2 separate regions of the Homo sapiens genome follow, and region 2 is linked to region 1. A link is a loop called in an ENCODE intact Hi-C map of the cell type or tissue named here. Cell type or tissue: A673. All regions are shown on one strand.

Evidence for each region. Peaks named below come from ENCODE experiments on the same cell type or tissue, not always from the same donor. Only the 100,000 strongest peaks of a DNase experiment are listed, where the experiment ranks them.
Region 2: it touches region 1 in a loop (1.9-fold over the local background); 7 of 110 quality-filtered maps call a loop at or near these places.

Annotation. Positions count from the first base shown.
Region 1 is chr14:56,421,794-56,424,293 of GRCh38, reverse strand. The region is part of intron 6 of LINC02284 (long intergenic non-protein coding RNA 2284); the gene reads right to left. Among named protein-coding and RNA genes, the nearest start is that of LINC02284, 110 kb to the right of the region's middle. In A673, a CTCF peak has its summit at 1,492 (motif pointing right); DNase peaks (open chromatin) are centred at 443 and 1,483; H3K27ac peaks cover 1,481 bases.
Region 2 is chr14:56,253,805-56,256,304 of GRCh38, reverse strand. The region is part of intron 2 of PELI2 (pellino E3 ubiquitin protein ligase family member 2); the gene reads right to left. Among named protein-coding and RNA genes, the nearest start is that of LINC02284, 56 kb to the left of the region's middle. In A673, no CTCF peak of the experiment used is centred here; no DNase peak of the experiment used is centred here.

The DNA of each region.
Region 1 (2,500 bases):
CATCCACTCCCTGTACAACCACCCCAGCCACCTTGGAACCCCTCACCTTCCCTTGATCCAGCAACCAAAGGGTTAATACCTGCTCCTTAGGGTAGTGGGGAGAAGACTGTGCTTCAGGGCCTTTTTAGGAGCTCTGGCTCATGGATCATTCCAATGCACTGACACCCAGGCCCTACTGGTTTCTAAGTACTTGAATTATCACCTCTGTTTCTAGCCAGCTCTCTTCATTTACCTTTTCTTTAGCTACCATCTCGTTTGTGGGAGAGCAGCAAACTTGAAATCACGCTCCCCTTGGGAGGCCCCTGGACTAGAGCCGCCTGTCCTAGGAAGTGTCTTGTCTACTTAATTTCCCTCCTTTGCTCCAGCTGCCATGAGGCCACTTTTCCTTGTAAAGTTTGTAACATGAACCAAAAGGATACAACTGAAGTCCCAGCCTACAGGGTAGCTTTGTTTATTTTGAAGATTTCAGAACCACGAAAGAAGGGATTTTAACAGTGTGGTTTCCTGTGGGTGGGCCTGATCTAAACACTGATCTTTTCCCAAGGGCACAGACTTGGAAGGAGCTCACAGAGCTGCTCCTGGACCCGGCCCATGCACACACAAAACTGAGCAAGTTTGGCCCCTGTTTCTCTCCAGTGGTGCCCCAGCCTGTGAACCACTCCTTCTCTAGGGTGTTGAGTTATTGTAAAAAGGTCCATGAATCCATATGCACCCCAAGCACTTTCTTTATTCATCTCACTGGTATTTACAGGGTACTGCAGCGTCCCCGTCCTTGCTGATTTTCAAATGTAATTCAATACCGTGTGATTAAAATAAAACTTAATCCAAATCTTATTGAACTCAGGTGCTTTTTATCACATATTTTAAAAATCAACAGATACTAAAAGTACAACTACTATCATGTGGGAATGGTATAAAATTTGACATTAACAAGAGGTCCTCTCCTAGAAAAGTTGGACAGCGTTGTGGCTCATTATGGAGGTGAGAAGAAGGTACATAATTTAATGACTAGTATAAGGGTAAAGAGACATCAGAACATCAATCCACCACTCTTCTGCCTGGGAGGTCATTATTCCAGTCAGTGGGGTGTTCCTGGTTCTGCATAACTGCAAAGTAAAGAGGAATATTAGGGTAATTCTGGAATCTGAAACCTCAGGGAAGTGTGCTTACATCTAAATAGGACTTTTACAAGCAAGATCAGTCATGGCTGATGGTATGTCACCCCCTCTGGAAGCACAGAGATCTGAAGAGGGCTGGAGGCCAGTGCAATTAGATTTGCATCTTCTCTTGCCTCCCTCCTCAGCCCTCTGCCCTCCTGTTCTTCCTCCTCTGGCTGGTCTTCAGAAAAGTGTTGGCAGGTAGCTTCCAGCTGGGATAGCTGCCAGGTTTCTAGATGGAGGAGCTATGCTGCAGCTGTGTTGGCAGGGAAAGAAATGGAGGAGCCAGGGTAAATGAATTAAGTCCTGATTCTCCATGGTTAAGCTATAGGACATTTCTAACACAAGGGGGCAGCTGCTGGCTGCATCACATCAGCTGATAGAAGTATAGTGTTGCAAACAGAACGAAATATAACAGTGACCAAAATAAAGAGAATCACCATGCTACAGCAATGTAGGGAGGGGTAACCTCCTTTTAAACAAAACCCCAATGCAATTTTTTTTTTAATCCACTATTTTTTATTATTTGCTGAGGATGTTGTAATACACCTTCAATCAAGCTGCACTATTTTGAGTAGCCATCTTATAATCGTTCTCATCTAACCCCAAATTGGCAGTATTCTAGGGAGTAGCCAGTTTCTAAGGGCAATATGTCAGGTCTCTATAGAATGAAATAAATGGAGAATTGGCAAAGTGAAGGTGACAAGGGGAATGTAGTCATCTGTGTCTCAGATCCAAAACACATTACTCTTTCCTCAAGAAATGGGATAAGTCATGGCTAAGCAACATAGTGGTGGAGGCATGCAAGGGCCAGCTCTCCAACAGAGCCTCCTCCAAATGTTTAAGACTCCTCAAGAGTTCACTTCTGATTTATCGAACTGATGAAAATATTAAGAATCTTTAAAATTGCTTTTGCTTCAGTACCATTGCAGTAGGCAGAATAGTGCCCTCCTCCCCAAAACGTCTATGTCCTGCTCCCTGGCACTTGTGCACAGGTTACTGCACATGGCAAAAGACTTTGCAGATGTGATTTTTTTTTTTTTTTTTGAGACGGAGTCTCACTCTTGTCACCCAGGCTGCAGTGCAATGGCGTGATCTCAGCTCACGGTAACCACTGCCTCCCGGGTTCAAGCGATTCTCCTGCCTCAGCCTCCTGAGTAGCTGGGATTACAGGTGCCTGCCACCACACCTGGCTAACTTTTTGTATTTTTAGTAGAGACGGGGTTTCACCATGTTGGCCAGGCTCCAGGCTAGTCTCTAACTCCTGACCTCAGGTGATCCACCCGCCTCGGTCTCCCAAAGTGCTGGGATTATAGGTGTGAGCCACCATGCTCGGCTGTGAT
Region 2 (2,500 bases), 170 kb after region 1:
ACCACCATGCCCAGCTAATATTTTTTTTTAATTTGTGTTTTGGAGAGATGGGTCTCACTATGTTGTCCAGGCTGGTCTCGAACTCTTGGGCTCAAATGATCCTCCTGCCTCAGCCTCCCATAGTGCTAGGATTACAGGCATGAGCCACTGCTCCTGAGTGTAAATGGTATTTTTTGTCTTGCCTAACCTAAACTGACTCCATCATGAGCACCGATGACACAGGAGTTAAGATGAAATTACTTAGACAGATAGTAAGAAAGGGTACTGGAGTCCTCAGTAAGGCTTTTCTTTTTAATGAAAAGCAGCCCCAAATCATTTTCTAACAAAGAGCACCCTGTAAAGTTGAGCTGCATAGACAAGCAAGCTGGGAGCTTGCACGAGTGAATGCCAGCAGGAACTAGGGACTAGCCATGTTCAAGGTGGTGGCTCCATCTTCCCTTCTCTGCCAGCCACATGTACAGTAAGGAGCAGACAAGATGGTGCCAGCCAAGGATAATTCATTTGCATAATAAGATTAGAGTGGGGCAGCCAGCCTTCCCCACACATTATGTAAATGACACACCTGATCACACCAATCTGTGGGCCCTACGTACATCAAACACTATCTCCTCCATCCTGCCTATACAATCTGCTGTGGTCCACCACCTTCCCCCAACCCCACTTTTTAAAAAATTATACTTTAGGTTCTGGGATACATGTGCACAACATGCAGGTTTGTTACATAGGCATACATGTGCTATGGTGGTTTGCTGCACCCATCAACCTGTCATCTACATTAGGTATTTCTCCTAATGCCATCCCTCCCCTAGACCCCCACCCCGACAGGCCCTGGTGCATGATGTTTCCCTCCCTGTGTCCATGCATTCTCAATGTTCAACTCCCACTTATGAGTGAGAATATGTGGTGTTTGGTTTTCTGTTCCTGTGTTAGTCTGCTGAGAATGATGGTTTCCAGCTTCATTCATGTCCCTGCAAAAGACATGAATTCATCCTTTTCTATGGCTGCATAGTATTCTATGGTGTATATGTGCCACATTTTCTTTATACAGTCTATCACTGATGGGCATTTGGGTTGGTTCCAAGTCTTTGCTATTGTAAATAGTGCTGCAATAAACAAATGTGTGCATGTGTCTTTATAGTAGAATGACTTATAATCCTTTGGGTATATAACCAATAATGGGATTGCTGGGTCAAATGGTATTTCTGATTCTAGATCCTTGAGGAATTGCCACACTGTCTTTCACAATGATTGAACTAATTTACACTCCCACCAACAGTGTAAAAGCGTTCCCATTACTCCACATCCTCTCCAGCATCTGTTGTTTCTTGACTTTGTAATGGTCGCCACTCTAACTGGTGTGAGATGGTATCTCATTGTGGTTTTGATTTGCATTTCTCTGATGACCAGTGATAATGGAAATTTTTTCGTATTTGTTGGCTGCATAAATGTCTTCTTTTGAGAAGTGTCTGTTCATATCCTTCGCCCACTTTTTGATAGGGTTGTTTTTTTCTTGTAAATTTGTTTAAGTTCCTTGTAGATTCTGGATATTAGCCCTTTGTCAGACGGGAAAGATTGCAAAAATTTTCTCCCATTCTGTAGGTTGCCTGTTCACTCTGATGATAGTTTCTTTGCTGTGCAGAAGCTCTTTAGTTTACTTAGATCCCATTTGTCAATTTTGGCTTTTGTTGCCATTGCTTTTGTTGTTTTAGTCATGAAGTCTTTGCCCACGCCTATGCCCTGAATGGTATTGCTTGGGTTTTCTTCTAGGGTTTTTATGGTTTTAGGTCTTATGTTTAAGTCTTTAGTCCAGCTTGAGTTAATTTTTGTATAAGGTTTAAGGAAGGGGTCCAGTTTCAGCTTTCTGCATAGGGCTAGCCAGTTTTCCCAACACCATTTTTTTTTTTTTTTGAGATGGAGTCTTGCTCTGTCACCAGGCTGGAGTGCAGTGGCGCATCTCAGCTCACTACAACCTCTGCCTCCCAGGTTCAAGCAATTCTCCTGCCCCAGCCTTCCGAATAGCTGGGACTACAGGTGTGCACCACCATGCCCAGCTAATTTTTGTATATTTGGTAGAGACGGGGTTTCACCATGTTGGCCAGGATGGTCTTGATCTCTTGACCTCGTGATCTGCCTGCCTTGGCCTCCTAAAGTGTTGGGATTACAGGCGTGAGCCACCACGCCTGGCCAACATCATTTATTAAGTAGGAAATCCTTTCCCCATTGCTTTTGTCAGGTTTGTCAAAGATCAGATGGTTGTAGATGTGTGGTATTATTTCTGAAGCTTCTGTTCTGTTTCATTGGTCTATGTATCTGTTTTGGTACCAGTACCATCCTGTCTTGGTTATTGTAGCCTTGTAGTATAGTTTGAAGTCAGGTAGTGTGATGCCTCTAGCTTTGTTCTTTTTGCTTAGAATTGTCTTGGCTATCTGGGCTCTTTTTTTGTTCCATATGAAATTTAAAGTAGTTTTTTTTCCCAATTCTGTGAAGAAAGTCACTGGTA